2 separate regions of the Mus musculus genome follow, and region 1 is linked to region 2. Evidence: chromatin loops called from intact Hi-C (ENCODE). Cell type or tissue: left cerebral cortex. All regions are shown on one strand. Each heading gives the region's core, and the rest is flanking DNA. Links, peaks and the distances in the headings are about the cores only. Region 1 holds the start of Ubb (ubiquitin B). Region 2 holds the start of 2410006H16Rik (RIKEN cDNA 2410006H16 gene).

The links. A loop is a pair of places that touch in the nucleus more often than their neighbours do. Peaks named below come from ENCODE experiments on the same cell type or tissue, not always from the same donor. Only the 100,000 strongest peaks of a DNase experiment are listed, where the experiment ranks them.
Region 1: a loop joins it to region 2, with 7 times the contacts of the local background. A loop is called at or near these places in 10 of 42 quality-filtered maps.

The regions. Positions count from the first base shown.
Region 1 is chr11:62,543,910-62,555,791 of GRCm38, forward strand. It overlaps Ubb (ubiquitin B), which reads left to right and starts at 7,262. Exons shown (of 2, transcript NM_011664.4): 1 at 7,262-7,686; 2 at 8,231-9,304. The coding sequence starts at 8,237. The coding sequence ends at 9,154. In left cerebral cortex, for the core only: no CTCF peak of the experiment used is centred there; DNase peaks (open chromatin) are centred at 5,990, 6,144, 6,598, 7,192 and 1 more place; H3K4me3 peaks cover 4,602 bases; H3K27ac peaks cover 2,709 bases.
Region 2 is chr11:62,598,303-62,610,184 of GRCm38, forward strand. It overlaps Trpv2 (transient receptor potential cation channel, subfamily V, member 2), which reads left to right. Exons shown (of 15, transcript NM_001382489.1): 14 at 1-11; 15 at 1,807-2,001. The coding sequence ends at 1,895. Lrrc75a (leucine rich repeat containing 75A) reads right to left here. Exons shown (of 4, transcript NM_198861.1): 3 at 10,901-11,013; 4 at 6,582-7,944. The coding sequence ends at 7,413. It overlaps 2410006H16Rik (RIKEN cDNA 2410006H16 gene), which reads left to right and starts at 4,575. Exons shown (of 5, transcript NR_030738.1): 1 at 4,575-4,721; 2 at 4,933-4,980; 3 at 5,295-5,344; 4 at 6,101-6,164; 5 at 6,353-6,504. It overlaps Snord49b (small nucleolar RNA, C/D box 49B), which reads left to right and starts at 4,784; the gene lies at 4,784-4,846. It also overlaps Snord49a and Snord65. In left cerebral cortex, for the core only: CTCF peaks have their summits at 4,556 and 5,525 (motif pointing right); DNase peaks (open chromatin) are centred at 4,468, 5,175, 5,465, 8,466 and 1 more place; H3K4me3 peaks cover 2,923 bases; H3K27ac peaks cover 2,242 bases.

The DNA.
Region 1 (11,882 bases), core at 2,641-10,640, 54 kb before region 2:
GCCAGCCTTGCCTACAAAGTGAGTTCCAGGACAGCTTAAGCTATACAGAGAAACACTGTTTTAAAAGAAAATCAAAATAATACTAGTAATAATTAATAATAAATAAAAGTCAATTCATGAAGATAAAAAGTAGGAGCTGGAGAGATGGCTCAGTGTTCAAGAGCACTAGCTGCTGGTCCAGAGGACCTAGGTTCAATTCTCAGTGCCCTCACGGTGACTCCCAACTGTCTGTAACTCCAGTCCCAGGGGAGCCAACGCCCTCTTCTGTTCTTTGGTTCTATACCACATAGTGTGCAGACATACATACAGACAAAACAGCCACACCCATAAAATAGAAACAGCAGCAGGGCATCCTGCCATACTTCTTTAATCCCAGAATTTTGGAGACAGAAGCAGGCAGATCTGAGTTCACAGCCAGCCTTAGTCGACAGAGTTCCAGGACATTCAGGGGTACACAGAGAAACCTTGTCTCAAAATACAAAACAAACAAGCAAGCAAACAAAAAGTGTACTTTAAAAACAGGAAATAGAAAGTGATATTTCTGTTTTAAAATAGTTAAGTGCATAGAGATCAAAGTAGAGTAGTACTCCTGGATGTTAGATGAGGGCTGTGTTGAAAGCTATGTGGGGGCTGTGTGGGTGTTGTGTGAGGGCTGTGTGAAGGTTGTGGAGGGGCTGTGTGGGTGTTGTGTGAGGGTTATATGAGGGCTGTGTGAGGGCTATGTGAAGGTTGTGGGGGGGGCTGTGTGGGTGTTGTGTAAGGGCTGTGTAGGTGTTGTGTGAGGGTTATATGAGGGCTGTGTGGGGGCTGTGTAGGGGCTGTGTGGGTGTTGTGTGAGGGTTATATGAGGGCTGTGTGGGGGTTGTATAAGGGTTGTTTGTGGTTGTATGAGGGCTGTATGAGAGTTATGGGCATGGGAAAGGGTAGTTGGTGGTTCTGCAGACAGTTTCAGTGTTTAAGATGAAAAGTTCAGAAACCAGATACTGGGGATGATTATACAATGGTTCGAACATATTTAATAAAATAGATTTACATCTCAAATGTCTAAAAGAAAAAAAGTCCGCAGCCAGATGGCTCAGTGGGTGAGTGTGCTTGACACCAAGCTTGCTCTGAGTTTGATCTCTGGGACCCACATAGAAGGGGAAGAACTGAGCAACTCCCTCAAGCTGCCCCCTTTGTGGCACATACATGTAACTTTAATTTTTTTTAAGATTTATTTATTTTTTATATGTAAGTACACTGTAGCTGTCTTCAGACACTCCAGAAGAGGGCGTCAGATCTTGTTACAGATGGTTGTGAGCCACCATGTGGTTGCTGGGATTTGAACTCAGGACCTCCAGAAGAGCAGTCGGTGCTCTTAACCACTGAGCCATCTCTCCAGCCCCCCAACTTTAATTTTTTAAAAACCTATTTTTTTTTAAGATTTATTTATTTTTATTATATGTAAGTACACTGTAGCTGTCTTCAGACACTCCAGAAGAGGGCGTCAGATCTTGTTACAGATGGTTGTGAGCCACCATGTGGTTGCTGGGATTTGAACTTCGGACCTTCAGAAGAGCAGTTGGGTGCTCTTACCCACTGAGCCATCTCACCAGCCCTAAAAACCTATTTTTAATGATGGGTTTTAAACATTTTAACCTCTCTTGTAGCCCATCACCCACCAGAGGTAGTGGAAAAGAAAGGATACAGGGGGGAAGTGGACCTGTTTAGAAAGGTTCTTTGGAGCAACTCCTGTTTGTGTTGTCTGGAAATTGGCAGTTCAGTTCACAGGTTAGCAGCGGCAGCTCGATCCACTTGAAAACACTTCAAGAATATATCAGCAGTCCAGTTTGCTAGAGTCAGGATAGCAAGCATGAATCAGAAGGTGGCACTACCTATCAGAGACAGTTAGGTCCCAACTTCGGCTGGAATCAGTAGGAGGGACCAGGGAGGAACCCCAGGAGAAGTTCTCTCAGCTGTGCCTCTCAGGGAAGCAAAGATCAGCAGAAGACCCAAAAGTGTTGCACAGCTAGCTCTATAAGCAAGCCTAACTCAGCCTCCATCACTGTCTGCCCAATCTTATTTATATCCTCCAAACATTACATGGCCTCTGTGGGTCTAGCCTCAGCAAGTGTCTTGTATTAGTATGTCTACCTGTCTCAGCTGATATCACTCTGCCAATCAGCCCGAAACTGCAGCACACCATCAGAAGTTTTTTGATGTGTTTTCTCTTTATGGAATCCCGACAAATGCAGCTCAATACATGGGTGTTGTTAGCAAAGAATCCTTCATCAGGTATCCTTTCACGACCTTGCTTTAGCAGAACATCCTGTCACCTGTGTCTGCTTTAGCTAAACATGCCTTCACGAGTCTGCCTTAGTCGTTCACCTGTGTCCACTTCAGGAAAACACTCCTTTATGTGTTTGTCCCAGCAAAACACCGTCCAACTGACTTTCCAAAGAACCCCCATGTTTCCACTTCACACACACACACACACACACACACACACACAAATAAATGTAATTTTAAAATTTTCCACACACACACACACACACACACACACAAATAAATGTAATTTTAAAATTTTCCACACACACACACACACACACACACACACACAAATAAATGTAATTTTAAAATTTTCCACACACACACACACACACACACACACAAATAAATGTAATTTTAAAATTTTCCACACACACACACACACACACACACACACACAAATAAATGTAATTTTAAAATTTTCCAAAAAATAAAAAGGAAGGAAAAACGGAAGCATGAAGTTGAACTCCTGTAATCCCAGTAAGGGGAGGCTGAGGCAAGACTGTGAGCTCAGGTCTGTGTGCCTACCTGGACAACAGAGTGAAACTACTTCGTGAAAACAATATGCTTGGAATGGTCATTTTTATGTATACTGTTTTTTGTTTTTGTTTTTTAATTTTTTTAAAGATTTATTTACTTATTATATGCAAGTACACTGTAGCTGTCTTCAGACACCCCAGAAGAGGGAGTCAGATCTCGTTACAGATGGTTGTGAGCCACCATGTGGTTGCTGGGATTTGAACTCCGAACCTTTGGAAGAGCAGTCGGGTGCTCTTACCCACTGAGCCATCTCACCAGCCCTGTATACTGTATCTTACCACAACTGAAAGAAAAAGTGTTTACCTTAAAATTTTATGTGTTTGTCTATACACATACGTGTGGGTGCTTGCAGAAGCTAGAAGAGGGTGACAGATTCCCTAGAACTGGTATAAGCCACCCGTGTAAGTGTTAGGAACTGAATTGAATTCTAGTTCTCTGTGAAAGAAGCAAGAGCTCCTAACATTCTTGGGCCTTGGTGGTGGAAGATGAATCTCTATGAGGTCAAGGCCAGGATAGTCTACATATTGAGTTCTAGGCTAGCCAGGGCTATATAGTGAGACCTCAAAACAAAAACAAAAACAAACAAACAATCCCCCCCCCCGATATTATGGAATTTTGTTCTATGTTCATTTCGGTACTCAATATAAACAATTTTTACCTTTTAAATTTTTCGAGACACTCTGCTGCATCCCAGTCTGCTGCATCCCAGTCTGCCCTTAGACTCACTAGGTAGCCAGACTGACCTGCAGTTTCCGACCCTCTGTCCTATGTGGCTGAGGATGGTCTCAGCACAGTTTATATGCTGAGGATTCTTTGGGGCCTACCAGGCAAGCACTGTACCAACTGAGTTACATCTTTAGACATTCTTTTGTTTGTTTATTTTTTGAGACAGGGGCATGTTTTGTAGTTTTAGGGTAGCCTAGAATTCACTATGTTGTTTAGGCTGCCCTCAAACTCTTAGCAACCCTTCTGCCCCAGCTCTGCAGGTGCTGGGATTCACAGGCATGAGTGCCTGACTATACATCTTTTAAAATTTCTGACTTATAATAAATTCTGTCTCCTAACTATGTTAAACAAATAGCTACATAGACCAGTGCACACAGGTGCCCACACAGAGGGAGGGTACTACCTGATATGGGGTGCAGGGAACCAAACTGAAGTCCTCTGCAAGAGTAGTAAGGGCCCAATTCCTGAGACATCTCTCTTGCCCCTTAATATTATATTTTAAATATCACCACAGACCTGAAAAGTTACAGTCAGAGCCTGGGCCCTGGCAGCCCTAATTAGTTAGGCGTGACCACCGGTCTTCAATAGGCCAATCAGACAAGTAATAATGAAAAAGAGAAAAGGGAGATTTACCCAATGTGGTGCCACTGGAACGAGGAACAAATAAAGACATACAGTGCCTTCCCCTCAAGTCTATCTTCAAAGAGCCAACATGAGGTTTAGATTTAAATAAAGGGGCTGTAGACACAGCTCAACTGTTAAGAGCATTTGACGCTCTTGCAGTGAACCTGAGTTTGGTTCCCAGCACCCTCATCAGGCAGCTGCTCATAACCACCTATAACTACAGGTTTAGGGGTAACTACAGTTCCAGGGTAACTACAGCTTCAGGGGTATCCAACACCCTCTTCTGGCCACTGCAGACACCTGTGTCCACATGCATGTATGCACACAGAGACACATAATTAAAAATGAGAAAATGGGCTGGTGAGATGGCTCAGCAGGTAAGGGCACTGACTGCTCTTCCAAAGGCCCTGGGTTCAAATCCCAGCAACCACATGGTGGCTCACAACCACCCATAATGAGATCTGACGCCCTCTTTTGGTGTGTCTGAAGTCAGCTACAGTGAATTTATGTATAATAATAAATAATTTTTTTAAATGAGAAAATATTTAAGTATAAGACAGTTGGTTATGTGCATAACTAAGCAGTTGTGATGGAAGTGTGGCCTCCACAGTCCTCACTGTCAGGACTCCAGTTTCTCCTTCAATGTGGTCTGACAAGTTGTCAGACCCGGGTGAAATCTCTACCTGAGAGAGAAATTCCTATAAGGCAAGATCCAGGATTTTAAGCCTTTTTCTTCTCTTAGTGTGAGATTCCTCAGTAAATTCTAATTCCTTGGGGTCTACTGTGTGAGAGGCCTGATAGCCCTAATGGAAGGACATACGTGTCTCAGAATACAAGTGTCTCTTTCCTGCCAGTACAGTTATGGTGGTACACACCTGCAATTCCAGCACTTAGGAGGCAGAGGCAGGAAGATCATGAGTGTGAGGTCATCCTGGGCTATATAATTGAGTTCAAGGCCAGCCTGATCTACATGAGACCCTATTTCAATAAATAAGTCTTTTCCTTTTCCTTCCTTTCTTCCTTATTTTTGTGTTTGAGGCAGGATGTATTCCTGGCTATCCTCGAGCTCAGAGATCCCCTTCCTCTGCCTCCCTAGTTCTGGATTAAAGGCATGTGTCACTGTGTCACTGCTGTCCAGTCAATACATATTTCTCACACGCATTTAGTTTCCACACTCTGGAGGCAGGAGGCAGAGGCAGGGGGGATCTCTGAGATGGGAGGCCAGCCTGGTCTACAGAGCAATACACATACACACACACACAGGTGTATTCATGTGTTTTAGGGCCTAAAGATGACACAATTTTTTTTTCTATTGTGAACAAAAATGGAAAACAGTTCCTTTTTAATTGGAGAAACATTGTTGAACTAACTCAATAAACTTCTAATCTCAAAATTTATACTGTCTTTTTTTTTTTTTAAATCTGTTTATAGAGGGCTGGAGCAGTTAAGAGCACTAGCTGCTCGATTCCCAAGCAGCCACACAAGTACTCAGCAGTCTGTATAGTTCTAGGGTATCTGGTACCCTCCTGAGCTCCTCAGGTACCAGATACACAGGTACTATATAGACATACATACAAGGAAAACACTCAGATATAAAATACTTTTTAAAAAAATCTGTTTACATCATGCTGGGCACGATGGTCCGTGTCTTTAATTCCAACACTCGGAAGACAGAACCAAGAGAATCTCTTGTGAGCTCTTGATTTACATAGTCATCCCAGGCCAACCAGGGCTACAGAGTGATGGCCAGTCTCCAAGGGGTGGGGCTAGGGGTGAACACAGCACAAGCAACAAAAACTATGCTACGGAAAAAAAAATCTATCTTGTCCAGATGCCATTCTTTTGAAATATTATTACTGGGTTGAAGTCACCAAACGATCTACTTTGAAAACAAAACAAACTAGGAAGCAATAACCCGTCTGGCAATTGCTGGAACTTACCCCAATGAAGTCATCGCATCAATCATAAGATCAGCACTCTGGCTGAGTCTGTGCCTCAAAATGTCTGACTCAGACATACTCTGCTTGTTGAAACAAGGTCCGACTCATGCTTCCTAATAAAAATAAAATACTATGCAAAGGAGACATTTTCTGAATTTCAATTCACTTCAAATAAAATTCTACCTGCTCTTTATTCTAGAAAGCAGACTTTGGGCTGGGGAATCAAACTGGAGCTTTTGGTTCATGCTAGGCAAACCAGCTATGTTCCTAACGTTTCCTTCAGTAATATGGTAATAACTCGTAAACCTTTACAGAGTGAAGTTTAATCTGTTAGCGTAGCTAGACTTCTTACTGTACGGAAGCCGGTAGCCTATGCAAACAAAACTGTTTACATGGCCATCCTCGTGACTCCGCATGACAAAGCAATCCGAGCAGTTCTGCTCCTTCCTTGTTGATCTCGATGAGGGAAAAGCAACCACACCCAAAACCTCAGAACCTAGTCCTGAGGTTGAGGTTCTAGGATTAACGGGCCCCTTCCCTTCCTTTGCACAATAGACATCCCAATGGGAGAGGTGGGTGAACCCCGGGTACTGAGTCTAATAGGCATTTCTCCTCTTTCCTTCCTTTGTTTGTAGATTGCTGGGGAGGGAGAGAATCTGTAAGTCCGGCCGGGCTCTGGGCTGGGTCTCTGGCTAAATCCTCAGCTTCCAGCCCGGCAGCCACCCCACTCCCACCCACATCTGGGCCCGTGGGCGGCTAAGCCACAAGACAAAACAACTAAAAACACTGGCTACGGAAGCATCAATGCTCATACTGGAGGGGGCCTGGGCGAAGCTAGAGTCCAGCCAGGGGGAGCAGGGTGAGGTCGCAATTCACCCTGTGGCGTAAAGCCGCCGAGCGATGGGTGCGAGAGAACCACGGGGAACTCGGGACGCGGGGTTCCGGACGCGGGAAGAGAAGACGCCCCTCCCCCACCTCAAGCAGGAAACATCAGTATTTCGCTAAGGCGAGCGCCCGCACATGCGCACTCGGTTACTTAGCAACGTCGACGTTAAACTGCCCGAGAACCGAGCCCAGCAACAATCGAGCGGCCCGCGACCTCCACCAATCAGCGTCGGCCTCATCTTTGACTCCTCACCAATCAGCGCTGGCGCCGCAAGGAGGTTTCCAGAGCTTTCGAGGGAGGGCCCTTTAACTTGGATTCATCCGCGTGATGATTTTTTCAATTTTTTGCACGAGAGGAGACGAGACGCCGGGAATACAGTGTCTCTCGTTTGGTAGTACTCTTTTCTTTGGTTCTGAAGAATCGGGAGCTCGGCAAAAACGCCTAATTGGTCTGGGGGAGGTGGGGGCCCGCGGAACTACTTTCGGTGGCGCAGGAAGACAACAGCTACGTAGGAGTGAGCAGTCACGCAACAGACGCTGCATAAATAGCGGCTCGCGCGGCCACTGAGCTCAGTGACGAGAGGCTTTGTCCGGTTCGGCGGTCTTTCTGTGAGGGTGTTTCGACGCGCTGGGCGGTTTGTGCTTTCATCACATTTGTTAACAGGTATTTGTCTACGGCGTTTGAATCATGGGAGGATTTAGAGAGGGGGCTTACGTGGTGCTAAGCGGGCCTTTTTTTTCTTGGGGTGGGGGAGGGGAGCGAGGTGACGTGACGCGGCAACGGGCCTTCCGGGAAGAGTGGGCCTTGGTCGCGTGCGCGGAGCGGGGGCGGCCCTGGCGCGCGCGCCAGGGAGCTTAACGGACGCTTAACCGATGGAGAGTCCATCGTGGTTATTTCAGTGGGGGGAGGCAGAAAAGAGGTACTTCTCACTCGGGCATTGTTTATTACTTGAATTTTTATCGATGGCTTCTGGTCTGGATATTTTTTATTTTCAATTTATCATGTCTATTGTTAGCGAACTTGGATGCCCCGCAGTTGATGAATGTTCCAAATGCCAGTTTAGTGTTTTGGAAAGGTTTAGCAGTTTGAAACCATGACAAAACAGGTTTTATGTTATGACAAAAAGGGGAGGAGTTTTGAGTAGAAGTATTTTGTAGGGAATCGAAGATTTTAGTAGGCTTTTAAATTTTTACCTTTTAAATTCAAGGTCAAAATGCAGATCTTCGTGAAGACCCTGACCGGCAAGACCATCACCCTAGAGGTGGAGCCCAGTGACACCATCGAGAACGTGAAGGCCAAGATCCAGGATAAAGAGGGCATCCCCCCTGACCAGCAGAGGCTGATCTTTGCCGGCAAGCAGCTGGAAGATGGCCGCACCCTCTCTGATTACAACATCCAGAAGGAGTCAACCCTGCACCTGGTCCTTCGCCTGAGAGGTGGCATGCAGATCTTCGTGAAGACCCTGACCGGCAAGACCATCACCCTGGAGGTGGAGCCCAGTGACACCATCGAGAACGTGAAGGCCAAGATCCAGGATAAAGAGGGCATCCCCCCTGACCAGCAGAGGCTGATCTTTGCCGGCAAGCAGCTGGAAGATGGCCGCACCCTCTCTGATTACAACATCCAGAAAGAGTCAACCCTGCACCTGGTCCTCCGTCTGAGGGGTGGCATGCAGATCTTCGTGAAGACCCTGACTGGCAAGACCATCACCCTGGAGGTGGAGCCCAGTGACACCATCGAGAACGTGAAGGCCAAGATCCAGGATAAAGAGGGCATCCCCCCTGACCAGCAGAGGCTGATCTTTGCCGGCAAGCAGCTGGAAGATGGCCGCACCCTCTCTGATTACAACATCCAGAAGGAGTCAACCCTGCACCTGGTCCTTCGCCTGAGAGGTGGCATGCAGATCTTCGTGAAGACCCTGACCGGCAAGACCATCACCTTGGAGGTGGAGCCCAGTGACACCATCGAGAATGTGAAGGCCAAGATCCAGGATAAAGAGGGCATCCCCCCTGACCAGCAGAGGCTGATCTTTGCCGGCAAGCAGCTAGAAGATGGCCGCACTCTCTCTGATTACAACATCCAGAAAGAGTCGACCCTGCACCTGGTCCTCCGTCTGAGGGGTGGCTATTAATTATTCGGTCTGCATTCCCAGTGGGCAGTGATGGCATTACTCTGCACTCTAGCCACTTGCCCCAATTTAAGTTTAGAAATTACAAGTTTCAATAATAGCTGAACCTCTGTTAAAAAATGTTAATAAAGGTTTTGTTGCATGGTAAGCATATATGGTGTCACTTGTGAAATTCTGTGGTGGCTTGGGTGGTGGGGGCTCTTAACTGATTATTTTGGGCATGATTTAACTAAAGATTGGTCTTGACTAAAATATGCATCATTTACAGCTTATACTTGTATGACATCGCAATTTTGTTTAGTTAATGGCAAAGCCTTAATGTCAGTTTGCCACAGAAGGGGTGGGGCTTGCCATACAGCCTTTGTAACTTTGCTTATTTAAGTACTTTTTTAAATTGGTGGTTTGGGGGGTCTCTAGGTCACACTGATTTGCATATGATTGCTTGGGTAAGATACCAGCAGGTTGGATTTCTTAATGCTGGTTGTGATAATTCTTTAGGAAGAAAACCACCTACTTGGAGAAATGGTAAGTAATAGAAAAGAAAATTAAAAGCTATTACAGTGAACACCTGTCATTGGAAGGTTTGTGTCCCTTCAATCCCCAAAATTTTCAGCAGTATGGACCCTATGTGCCTCTGGTCTACAACTGAGACACATGATTTCCCAGCTTTAGCTATCATTTTGAAATGTGATTTAAAAGACATAGAGGTTCGCCAAGAACTGGAACTTGCCAGATTATTCAGTTGTAGTTAATGTCCTAAGGTTTTTTGGTTTTTTCGAGTTTCAGGGTTTCTCTGTGTAGCTCTGGCTGTCCTGGAACTCACTTTGCAGACCAGGCTGGCCTAGAACTCAGAAATTCACCTGACTCTGCCTCCTGAGTGCTGGGATTAAAGATGTGCGCCACCACGCCCGGCCTAAGATTTTTAAAATGCATTTGTAGCTGGTACTTTTTCATCTGGAGATACAGGTTTGTAGAGTAAAAGAAATTCCAGCATTCAATCCCAGGACTGCACTAAAAAAACAGGCCCTTAGTGTCAGCACTGGGGGGAAGCAGAAGCAGGACTACCCTAGTCTACATTGAATTCCATGGCAGTCTCCAGGAGAAATGGAAATGAGATTACAATCTCAATAATTGTTAAACGCTAGCCTGCTGTGTGAGCTCCTTTCTGTATATGAGTATGCATTTCAGCAGTAAACCAACTTGAATTTTAAAGGTGATGGGAGACCATCTATGTTCTCATTTACTGAGTGTAACATGCATACCGGGGATCAAACCCAAGTGGTGTAGTTTTAAGGCAAGCAGTATAATCTGTGCTGTCTCACCAGCCCTCTATTGGATCCTCCACCCCCTTGAATTTTGCTACGAATTTTGCCCCTTTTAATTAAGCCCAGACTAGTTGCTTTGAGTTTCTAACCCTACCTCTGCCTCTTCGCATAAACTGCCACTGCAAGTGGTTTGATGTATTTTGTTGAAGGAATCTATCCCTGGCTGGTGTGGTACACCATATTGTGCAGGCTAGCCTGAATGAAACTCAAAGATACCCACTTGGCCCCTACTTCCCAAATGTTAGGATTGTGTGCCATTTTGCCTAGGATTTTTTTTTTTTTTTTTTTTTGGAGATAGTCTATGTAGTCCTCGCTGTCCTGTGGTTAGTTACCAGGTTGCCCTGTGAACTCACCTGCATCTGCTTCCTGAGTGCTGATATTAAAGATCTGTGCCACCTTGATTTTGGAAGAAATACCTGTACAGCTTTGTGGGGAAATGTGTCTAGGACTTGCTATGAGATTAATGTAGAGAGAGCAGAGTTGATAAGATTTCTTGAAGCTGGGCATGGGTGGTACATACCTGTAACCCCCAGCACCCTGAAGGCTGAGGCAATATTGCTCCAGGCTAGGCTGGGCCATTTTGTAGCTAGGACCCACATGGTATCTTTTAATAAAAATACATGTATGAATAAACAATTTAAAAGCCTGGGAGCCATGGCTCTTTGGGGTTCTCTAACTGCTAGAAACAATGTTGGTTCCAGCCTTAGACTAGATGCTAAAGAATACATGGGCTCATCTTGGTGGTGCATGTCTTTAATCCTAGCACAGAAGCACATGCAGTAGAGCTCTGAGGCTAGCCCAGTCAAATAGTAAACTTTGGGCTAGTCAGAGATCCATAGTGAGACCTTGTCTCTAAAATTCAAACATGGGAGCTGTCTTAGTAGTAGCACATGCCTTTAATCCCAGTAATTGGGAGGCAAAGGCAGGTGTTATCTTTGTGAGTTTGAAGCCAACCTGATCTACAAAGTGAGGCCAAAGACAGCCAGGGCTTCATAGAGACCTTGTCTAAGGAAAAAAGGTGAGCAGGGGAAGGAGAAAAACTGGCATCAGTTCCCTTCATTGGCCCTTGAGTCATGGTGGTTAATATGGAGAACAACTTAAATGACACATCTACCTTGAAATTGTAGAGTTCACAGAACAAGCTGGTACCCTCAATCATAACCTCATGTTTCCCCTCTAAAGAATTCAATAACGGGGTTGTCTCCCCCTCTGTGTGTGTGTTTTGCTGAGGATCAAACAGTTCATGTAAGTCAAGCACAATATGACTTGAGCTATCCCCAGCCTTTTTAATTACTTGAGGCAGTCTCATATTGCCCAGGTTAATGTTCTGTGTAGCAAAGTATGACACCACACCATGGTTCAGGACTCCATAGTTGATTTGGTGTTTGAGGAGAAAGAGTGGGTTT
Region 2 (11,882 bases), core at 1,989-9,988:
AGGCATCACTGGTGAGTGCCCTTGGGGGCTGCAGCCCTTACCATGGTTCGTGTGAGCATGTGCTGTGTGTGTGTGTGTGTGGGGGGGGGTCTGCTGGCAAAACAGCCTTCGAAAGGCCTGCTGGGACTCAGAGCCAGGTGGTGTGATTTGCTTTGCAGCTGTGCCCACACCTGCTCCTCCTGTGGGGACTGACTGGTCCTCTCTATCCCAAGCCTGCCCTGCTGGCCTTTCTAGGGAAGGGTCCTTAGCCCTTATTTGCTTCTGCCTCACTCTGGCCTCCTTGCCGACTTCTCCCCTGCCCTGGTTATCAGTTGGACCCTGTGCATAGGTCTGGGCTGGATCTGGATTTGGGTTCCCAGCAAGGGAACAAGTTAGAAAGCATGTTCCTGAACTTTTCAATCCTATCCTGGTCTACAGCACAGGTGGCATCTCTCTGGGCCACCTTTGACAGGCCAGCTTATCTGACTTAAGCCCCACCCCCTTAAGTCTCAGTTGAAGCCACTTCCTGTAAATCTCTGTAGCATTTGGCTGGTCTGTTCTAGCCCTATAACAGCCTTCCTGTCTCTACCTTGTTGCCTCCACCAAAGCCAACTCCTCTCTCCCACCCCAGGCATGCTCTCTGACGCTTCCGTGCAATTCTCAATATTCCCGTCTCTTTCTTGACAAATGTCTCTTGTCATAAACCCCATCCGAGTTGCCTATGATCTGCTACCAGGAGGCTCTCCCAGCATCTTGCTACCCCAAGCCTGATGGTTGCCTGCTTCTTCCTATCCTCACATCAAGGCTTTCTTTCTACCTTTGCTATCCCTTCACAAAACGCCAGGATAGCGAGTCATTTGGGTGCTCATCTGGTCCAGGTGTTTTTTTTTTTTTTTTTGGTTTTTCGAGACAGGGTTTCTCTGTATAGCCCTGGCTGTCCTGGAACTCATTTTGTAGACCAGGCTGACCACAAACTCAGAAATCCACCTGCCTCTGCCTCCCAAGTGCTGGGATTAAAGGCGTGCGCCACCACGCCCGGCGATCCAGGTGTTCCATACCCAAATCCCAGTCTTTCTATGAGCTAGCCACACTGGCTTGATTGGAAACAATCCCAGCAGGTAGTGTGCATGTAACTCTAACCTTCACACCTAGACGTGGGCCCTCTGCCCACTCCTCCTATCTGATGCTGACCCTTGGCCTCTCAGGCATCTGCTTACCCTTGCACCTCTGTGCCCACAAGGTGTCTCAGCATCTACCCCAACCTTCAGACAGAATTTTCTGCTTCAGGCCTGTACCACTCCCTTCTGGATAATGTCGCCAAGGTCTTCACAGGCCTTATGCTACACAGCTCCAGAAGGGCCATAATCTTCGCTATCCCCATGCTGTTGTCAAGGTTCTTCCTCAAGAGTTCTGTCATCACAACAGCCATTCCCTCTGCAGTACTCTTTGTTCTTTATGTGTCTCTGAGCTCTCATCTTCCCGGGGTGTCCATCCATATCCACCCCCAACCCCAAAGGAGGGTCACCTCTCTCCTTTGAGCTTCCTGACTTGTTTTCCCTGCTCCTCAGTGTGCCTCAGAGGCTCTGGTTTCTGACAGAGCCTGTCAAATCTGTGGACCTTTGAGTTTCTGTGGGGAGACCCCTGAGTGGTCCATGGAGGGGTCAGGGGATTCTGGGAGGAGGGATGCAGGGAGGTGAGGTTCCAGGATTTGCTGTTATACCCACAACATGGTGGGCTCTCAAGGCTGTGGCCCTCCTGTTTCCCTGTCACCTCCTTCCAGGGGATGCATGGAGGGCAAAGTCACAGTGATCCTTGTTCTATTTACAGGTTATAAAAAGAACCCAACCTCTAAACCTGGGAAGAACAGTGCCTCAGAGGAAGACCATCTGCCTCTTCAGGTCCTCCAGTCCCACTGACGGTCCAGATGCGGCAGCAGCAGGCTGGCAGGGTAGAGTAGGGAATTTTGCCAGCCACACCCGAGGCTACTGAATTTTGGTGGAAATATAAATATTTTTTGCATAACCAAGTCTTCTAGAAGTATTATTTTAAAAAGTTACTGGGCCGGGCGTGGTGGCGCATGCCTTTAATCCCAGCACTTGGGAGGCAGAGGCAGGTGGATTTCTGAGTTCGAGGCCAGCCTGGTCTACAAAGTGAGCTCCAGGACAGCCAGAGCTATAAAGAGAAACCCTGTCTCGAAAAACCAAAAAAAAAAAAAAAAAAAAAAAAAAATTACTGGAACGTTGCCTCTGGTCGTACTTGCATGTGTCTCTAAGAGCCAACCTGGGTCAGGGGCTAGTCTGCTCAGAAACCCTCACCAGCCACACCTCATTCTACTCCTGTCCTCTTCCACAAGACAAATGAAGCCACTGTCCCACCTCTAGGATCACGGTCTCCTTCTGGAAGCTCTGGATCGTTGCTCTCACTCACCTGGGCTTCAGCTTCCCACTTCTCTTTACCACTCTTTGCAGGAAAGCCAGAGGACCTTCTTGACATAAGACAAGCAAGCCCACCTCTGAACTCTTTGGGTCTGAGAGCAGTATCCTCGGCCTTGTGCTCTTTTTTTGTTTTTTTGCCCATGAGTTCCAGACCCACCCAACCCTGTACTCCTTTTGTTTTCAGGGGAGTTTGATGAAAAGTCCTTAGTACTTTTTCTTAATTATTCACAAAGCCTGAAGGGCTTCATATTTGGCTCTTTGACTTGGCGTTTGCTAGATGTTTCTGCAACTTGAAACTCCCAGAAGGGGGAGGGCAAGGGAGAGCTGCACCTCTGTTAAAGATTCAAGGCCAAATGACTCAAGATTGAAATTAGTGTTCAAACCAGAGCTAAATTATTTTGGACTATTTTTGGTCCCTTTGAAGCCATCCATATCCCTTGCCCCCGAGTTAACATCCTTGTGACTATGAAAACCTTATATTACTATTCTTGACAGGCCACTAATTTCCACACATTCAAAAGCTAAAAACATCATTGGGCAGCACCTGAAACCTACAACAGAGTCCTCATCTTTACTGTAACTTGCCAATTGAGGTCCCCACCAAATGACTTTCCTTGTTCTGTAACAAGTTAGGCAATGGTGGTGGCACATGCCTGTAATCCCAGCACTCGAGAGGCAGAGGCAGGCAGATCTCCAGGTTCAAGATCAGCCTAGTCTACAGAGCAAGTTCCAGGACCGCCAGTGCTACACAGAAAACAGCACCTGTCTCGAAAACGGCACCAAACCAAAACCAACCAACCAACCAAGCAAACAAAAACCCAAGACACTTCCAATATAGAACATGGTATTTGGGGACCCATGAATCTTGTGTTCCTGGCCATGGTCAAGCATATTTGGCTCCAAGGGAAATTATCTTATTCCCTTTAAGAATGTTTTGGCCTGGACTTCCCTCCCTCCATCAAAATTCTGTTTATTCCTCAGACCACCAAGATTGCAGTCTCATGACCACCTGTCTAGTTCTGTCAAAATGAGTTGCCTCCTCAGCCTATTTGCATAAGAAGTGCATGCAAGCACTTATGTGTGTGTTGCTGGGTAGAACCCAGCATATCATATATACTAGCTCAACAGATTTTGCACTGAGGTGTTTTGAGACAGGATTTCATTCCGTAGGCCAGGCTGGTCTTGAACTCACAAGAACCCTACTCTAGTCTTCAGGTTCACATATCCCAGGCTGACCTCATAGCTGAAGATGACCTTGAACTTCTGATTCTGCTGCCTCCACATACCCAGAGCTTGGGAGTTTGTCACAATGTCCAGTTTATGAGGTGCTGGGGATGGAGCTCAGAACTTCATGTTTGCTAGGGAAACACTGCATCCCCAACCCTTGAGAAAATCAAACATACTCATATACTGAAGGCATAGCATTAGCAGTTTTCTATTACCTATGCCCGATGCAAGTCTCTCCAGTCAGAAGTGGAAAGAGCAGGGGGCAATGGAAATGGATCAAGAGCTCTTCTTGATTCTACAGTTCTCTAAGGAATGTGATGAGGGCCGTCTGCATAGGGCCTTGAGAGACTCCGTGGATATGTTGTAAAAATAATGGGGTGCAGAACGGCCCCAATCATTACACTTTTGTAACAGCGTTTGTCTTTGAACGCGGTTTCGTGTGTGTTAGCGTAGATGAGCCAGGCTCTCCACCACCCAGTTAGATTATATAGGCCCGCTTTTTTTTTTTTTTTTTTAAATTTAAAATAGAGACAGGGGCTCATTAAATTGCCCAGGCTGGACTCGAATTCTTGCGTCGGGTTCCTAATCGATTACGATTACAGGCCTGCACTGTCAGGTCTGACTACACATTTCACACACTACACACGTTCACAAAGGACTAATAAGTCAGGGAAGACAACGAGGACGGAAAACCGCGGAAAGGATGTCGAGTCCGCGCTTAACCCAACACGCAGGCGCGCTGGAGCTCGCGCGCTCTTCGCTACCCAGAATCCCCCGGGGCGGGGGAGACCACTCGCTCAACAGAACGGGGGAGGCCTGGGTCGCGAGGCGGGCCGCTGGAAGTTCCCGTGAGCCTTTGCCGCCCTCACCTCCCTGGGGTGAGGAGTGGTCTATTCCTAGCCCTTAAGAGGAGGGCGCTCACGCGCCGTCTTTCTCTGCGGCCATCATGGGATCGTGCTCTTCTCGCTCGTTGAGCTGGTCCCTTCGCCGTGGCCTGCTGGTGACGGTCTGGAGCGATGCTGAGCCCGGGCCCAGCCTCTCAGCTCCGCCTTGTGCGCTGCACAGATCTAGGGGAGCCTGGTAAGTCGAGGTCTGCATCGCGGGGCGCCGCGCGTGGGCGGGGTGTCGGCTGCAATGATGATGAAACTAGAAAAAAAAGGAAGTGCCGTCCGATGCGACAACTGACGACATCCCTAGTTAGCTGACTGCAGTCGTTTAAGCCTCGGCGACCCAGTGCTGAACACAAGTGTTCTAATTGCCCCTCATGACTCTTACTCTTCTAACCTTTCAGACGGGACGTTGACAACGTGGAATAGGAGCAGTATCATCCCACCATGAGGTAAGGGTTTCTGGAGTATCAGGTGGGGTTCATAGACAAGAGGCTGTGTAGCTTTCGCTCCAGGGACTCCCAACATACCCTGGCCCATGTGGGCACATACATAAATTTAAGACGTGTCTCCATTTAGTGGCTGGAACTACTAGTTGGAGGACAGCAGAAAGCTTGACTGCTGTGATGAGATGACTAAGTAGGAAGTGCCGTCAGAGTCGATAACTGACGATAACTGCTCCTGGCTGACTGCAGTCAAGCCCACACCGGTGGCTGGGGTTTAGGTTTAACTTGGGCTGGACTTTTAACAACTGCTGTACTTCTAGGTTGGGGATTTAAGAGTGGAAGATTGCCAACAGCTGTGGCCTCCCATGAGGTAAGCTTTCAGCTTGGGATTTTAGACCGTTTTGATTTGAGCTAGAGTGTTCATGTATGAGCATCAGTTTTGCCTGTACTCAATACTGGTTGTAGCTGATGGGGGTGGTTAAGTAAGGCAACAGTGCACAGCTCTTACTGTAGAGCCATTTTTTTTTTAAGATTTATCATATCTAAGTACGCTGTAGCTGTTTTCAGATGCACCAGAAGAGGGCATCAGATCTCATTACGGATGGTTGTGAGCCACCATGTGGTTGCTGGGATTTGAACTCCGGACCTTCCGAAGAGCAGTCGGTGCTCTTAACCACAGAGCCATCTCCAGCCCCCTATAGAGCCATTTTTGTGTGTGTTTGCTGTCTTGATGCTAGAAAAAAATGGCACCGGACTTAGGTGGTTGTGAGCCACAATTAGTGCTGGCAGTCAAACCTGGTCTTCTAAGAACTTAGACCTTCTAGTCCATTAACTTGGGTCTTAAAATTTTCAGTTAATGTGGTCTTACAATTGAACCCAGTTGGGCTGGTTTGGCTAGTTGTAAATGTATTTTAGTAATTTGAAAAATACTTCCCTTTTAGGTCTAGGATGTGTTAAGAACTGTAGCTTTCTTGAGAAGAGGCAGGCAGAGTTCAGGCCAGCCTCGTCTACAGTAGTGAGCCAGGGCTACAAAGAAATCCAAAAGAGAAAAGCCAGGGTGGGAGGGCAGCCATTGATTTTGCAAGGCTGTTATATATAATGTCCTGTTTTCTGCAATCCATTTTAGGGTGTCCCCTTTCAAGTTCTCAGAACGGACGCAGGACTGCAGATCTGTGCTGGCAGCAGCAGAGGTGAGTTGGTCTGTACAGTGACTATCTGTTATTACTCTGAGAGATATCAAATGATGATATCACCTAAAATAGCTGGAATTACCGGCAGATTGGTAGTGGTGAGCCTATGGTTTTCTGAAGATATCATTAAATGTTCTAAATGCCATTGATCCAGGCAGGAGTGATTCTGAAATTCAGCTCTTTTGCAGGCTATATTCCCAGAGGAGTCTCCAGCCGGCCTGAAAGCAAATATCCTAAGTGACATGTCTGCCAATTTTGTTCTGGGTGGGCACATTTGGTAATCCTGTCTGTACCACAGGATCTTCTATGCCTTTTAAAAATAAACATTTGTTTATAAACCAGATTGCCAGTGTTTTGGATGAATTAAGTTGTGTGTACAGCTAACCATCAAAGCACTCTAATAAAGCACAGTCCGTATTGGTCCTTGAAAACATGTATTAGAGTAGAGTGTCAGGTGTTAGGCAGTCCAGCTTCAGCACTGTAAACTTCTGGGCAGTCTCAGCTGTTTGCACAGCTGGACTTGGGCAAAGATTCCAAAGCATTTAAGGCACCCACACTCAATCCCTGTTCTTGGCTGCAGTGCCATGCAAAGACGCCATCTTGTTTGCTTACCTGGCCTGTAAGGCTGTTCTTCCCCATAACCCCATGAGTTCAGACTTTGACCACTTAATTCAGAACAGTTCTCTTGGGCTTGAGTTGGGGACTAGGAGTGTTTAAGGGTGTTAGGAACACCCAGTTTTCCCTCTTTGCTAAGTAGGACTGGTTCTAGAGGTGAGTTTTTGAAAAGCCAATACAGGGACTAGATTATGGGAGGACCTGGTAGAAAAAGTTGTGCTGGTTGGTGGATAAGGGAGCTAGGCCCTATATAGATAAGATTGCCTAAAAGGTCTGCAGCTTAAACTGGATTTTCCACACTTGGTATTCTGAAACTTACTGCCTTTAAGAAGGCCTTGGGAAGTAGGCAGATGCTCCTAGAGTCTTAGAGTAGGTGCCTGTGCCTAAATTGTAAGTGGGCCCAATAAAGAACTTCTGGTCCAGATGCACTGGTCTAGGAGGACAGCTGAATGGAAACATCCGAGCCCCTTGAGCAAGTACTGGGAGTCGGGTTTGAGGACAAACTGGTTAGTACTCTGATCTCATCCTAGTGAGAGTTGGGTAGGGCTGGCCAGACCATCTCCTGATCAGAGGGACCCTGACCTGTCTTGGCTGTCCAGAAAGGACTCACTGGTTAGGACCCCTATTGTGATGTCATGTCTGAATCACACACTCTGTACTTTCCTGGCCCCTGGCAGGTGTCACAGGACTCCCTATAGGGTCCTGCTGATCGGTACCTTCCCTGGCTTCTTCCCCAGTACCTGGCCCCTCACCCAGCTCAAGGATGGTTGGTAGGTGGCCCTGTTTTGGAGAGCGCTTCCGGAGGCTGAGCAGAAAGGGCTGGGGTAGTGAGAAGATGTCCACATTGTTGCCCAGGTCAATCCATGTGACATTGGGGAATTTGCTGGGGTCCTTCAGGGTGTCAGTGAGGTCCCTCAGCAGAGCCCGGGTCAGTCGGTTGCCATTGAGGGCAAGTGTGGTAAGACGAGGCAGGGTACTGAGAGCTGGCAGTAGCTGCAGAACCATGTCATCTGTGAGGCCTGTGAAGCCCAGCTCCACGCTGTCCACCTGTTCTCCACAGCGCTGAAGGTAGCTGGTCACTCGCTCGAGGTCCCTTGAAGTCAGTGGAATGCCTGACAGATCCACCATGTTGTCTGGAGGATTCCCAGATAGGAGGGCCTTAAGGCTGAAAGAAAAGGAACCAGCAGGTTAAGCAAGCCAGGCAGGTCTTTACTGGAGGCAGTAGTGGTTATCACCATGGAGAGATGGGGGGGGGGGGTCCTGTTTGGTTGTGAATCCCCAGTGTCTGCTTCAAGCTGAGCAGAGTAGGCAGAGCGTGGTCTTGGAGGCTGCCATTCCAGTGACTCTTCAAGCCTATGTTTTTATATGATGCCTGCAGTTCCCTCTTAACTCCTTTGTTTTCTACCCTGTACTCTACCTAGTTAATTACAGTCTGTGCTTCACTTGCCTAAAAAAAATATGGACCTACCAACATCATAGGGTTATGAGGAACACTAAACAAAGTTGTTCAACAATGCCACCTATAGGAAATGCTGTCATTGTTAATCACTTGGCCTGAGCTACATCTGTCTTGCCTCCAAGAGTTGAAGACAGCAGGTTGGTGAGAGGGCTTCTGGAGCAACAGCTGCTGGAGGATCGATGCTCTCAGCTTCTCCCTCTCCCTGCCATCTGCTGCCCCTGGCCTTGTTCTGGAGCCCAGACCACTCGGCCTGGTGGTAGGTGTGCCCCCAACCTACCACACCCATTGGTGAGCTACTGGTTCCAAGCAAGCCCCGTGTCTCTTACACTGAGGACAGTTCGACTTGCTGCAAGAGTGTGTTTACACTGTCAGCTCAAAAGTCACAGGCAGCTCCCCTTGGGCCCTCTTGAAGCTGGGAGATGAATTCATTTTGTTCCTTGGAAACTGAAGGGTAAAACTCAAACGCGAGATTCAACTGCCTCGAATCCTGCCTGCAATTCGTTGGTTGTGACATTACTGTTGGGTTCTACGTCTATGTCATTAACAAAGTCAACCCAGCATCCTGAAGATGGCTGACAATTGACAGCCTAGAGGCAGGTAGGTAAGGATTTGAATCTATCTCTGCAGCTTACCAGCTTCAAGGTCTTAGCCAGTCAAATGGCAAAAATGTTTGTCCCCATTCACTCTTAAGTGTTTGTTACATCCCTGCTATGTGCCAATGACCTAGGCACTGGCATCGCAATGATGAACAAGTGGATAGGAACCCTGTTTTCCTTCTATCAGGAAGGCCCTGACTGCAAGCGTGAGGAGAAGCTGTCCGAGAGGAATGAACAGGTTCATTCATACAGTTCCCAAATGCAGAATGGACTGAGCCTGTGTGTGTGCACCGGCAGACCAGAGACCTAGCTAGCCACGGTGGCTCACACCTGCAATTCTAGCACTTGGAAAGAAGCAGAGGCAGGGGCATTGTGATGTTAAAGCTAGCATGGCCTACATAGACTTTAAAAAAAAACCTCAAAAAGCAGGGCATGGTGGCGCATGCCTATGATTCCAGCACTGGGCAGGCAGAGGCCGAGAGAGGCAGGCAGAGGCTGAGAGAGGCAGGCAGATCTCTTAGGAATTCGAGGCCTGTCTATTTTGCATAGTGAGTTACAGGCCAGGCAAGGCTATACAACAAAGATCTTGTCTCACAAATAAAATACAAAACCAAACAAAAAACAAAGCTCTGAGTAGTGGCACATATCTTTAATTCTAGCTCTTGGAAGGCAGATGGATCTCTTAGTTCAAGGCCAGCCTGCTCTACATAATGAGTTCAAGAACAGCCAGTGCTACATAGAGAGACTGTCTCCCTCCCGCCCCCAAACAACAAAACAACAAAAACTAAAGCAGCAAAAAAACGGAGACAGTGCAGGGGTAGGGAGAACTGGAGAGGTGGCACAGCAGTTAAGAACACATACTGTTCTTGCAGAGAGTCTGAGTTTGGTTCCGAACACCCTTGTCAGGCAGCTCACAACAGGTCCAGGGGGCTATGATACCTCTGGATCAGTGCAATCCTTTAATACAGTTCCTTATGTTGTGGTGACCCCCAACCATAAAATGACTTCATTTCTACTTCATAACTAATTTTGCTGCTGTTATGAATCATAATGTAAATATCTGATGTGCAGAATATCTGATATTAGACCCTCAAAGGGGTCCTGACTGCTGAGCTAGATAGACTCTGAGAGCACCTGCACTCACATGCATACATCATGACACAGACACCTATTTTTAAAATTTTATTATTTAATATGTATGAATATTTGCTGACACGTATGTTTGTGCACCGTGTGCCTGCTTATTGCTGGAGGAGGCCTGAATAGGGTTGGATCCCCAGAGTTACAGACAGTTGTGAGCTAGGTGGGTGCTAGGAATCTGAATCCCAGTCATTTGCAAGAGTAACCAGTACTCTAAACTGCTAAGCCATCTCTCCAGGCCCATGATGGTTAGTTTTAACAGTCAACCTGGAACAATCTAGAATTTCTCAGGAAGAGAGGCTCAATAATCGTCCAGATCAGATTGAGATCAGATTCGCTATGAGAAAATGGTCTTGATGACCGCGCTGTTTCCCCTTCAGCACGTCTGCCTCTCAGCCTGGGTTCACTTGCTTCCTACCAGGAGACTTATGTCTTATTGTGTCTCAAGCCCCTTGTCTTTAGGGACTAAAAAACTCAGGAGCGTCTTCACTGCTGTATGACTGAGACAAGGTTAGACTCTGGATCCCCTGGCAGGAAATACATCCCAGAGAACTTTCTGGAAGTGGGTTTTGATGGCCACACTTGAGACAATGTTCTTGCCTTAGCTTCCAAAGTACAGGATTACAGAGGTGCACCATCATGCCTGGCTTCCATCCCAGAGTACTAGGAACATCAAGAACTAGAAATGCCTCATGTCCCATCCCCACCTGTCCATCTAGGGGCCATACTTCCCAGCTCCCACCCTGGGTGTCCTTTCACGTACCTAGAATGACAAAGGTACTTTCTTGGTTCTTAAATTCAGCATGATTTTACCTCCTTTAAGCTGGATTTATTGACACGCCCTCTGGCCCATCCCTCAGCAGTGCCCCGGAAGAGTATCAGTCAACAGGGTTGGGGCAGGGCAGCCTAAGGGAACTGCCACTCACCAGGCCTGTGGCTTCCTCTTCAGCCCTCGGTGCCTCCTCCACTGTGAATGAGGGCTAAGGTGGTAGGTCAGCTGCCGGCACAGCTTCTCCATGGCACCCATTGCATCACCTTCCTGCAGAGACAACCACAGGCACGGGTCTGTGAGGTGTCCCTGGAGGGCTTGGAGGTGCCTTTATTCCCATTTCTGACTCCCTGGCTCTCTAATGCAGCACAAAACAGGCCTTCTCAGTTGCTCCCGGTGACGTGCCTTTGGCAGGAGCAGCAGATACAAGCTATCTGTGTGTGCATGCATGCCATCATGTGTGCTGGGAATTGAACCCAGTGCTTCAAACATGCTAAGCAAGTACTCTGCTATTGAGCTACTCTCTGAGCATCTGCCTTGTGAATTAGCTGCTACCACTGGAAAAGCTGACATTCATATAAAATGTCTGGATTGGTGGGGGGGCGGTCTGACCATGACTGGCCGGAATAGACCTGTTGAGCAGGACACTGTATGACCCCTACAACTCACAGAATCCAGAATCATTCTTTTTACTCACACAGCATATCTTTGAGTGCTTACTAAGAAGCAGGACCATGGTCATGAACAAAGGTTCTTGTATTTCACATAATAATAAAGTATATTATTTTTACTTAGGTCTTACACCAAAGTGCAAAAAAAGAAATCTGAGAAGGCCAAGTCTTTACCAGTGCAATCAGTCTACCTACACAATTTGTTTGCTTCATCAGCATTTAACTTTTTTCACATGTATAGGTGTTTTGCTTGTGTGTGTGTATGTGTATATATATATATATTATATATATATGTCTGTGCACCGTATACATACAGTGGATGCAGAGGCCAGGAAGGGGTATCAGAATCCCTGGAGGTACAGATGATTGTTAGCTACTATGTGGGTGCTGGGAATCGAACCAGTGTCCTCTTCAAGAGCAGACAGTGCTTTTAATTGCTGAGCTACCTCTCCAGCCCTCTTTCATGAA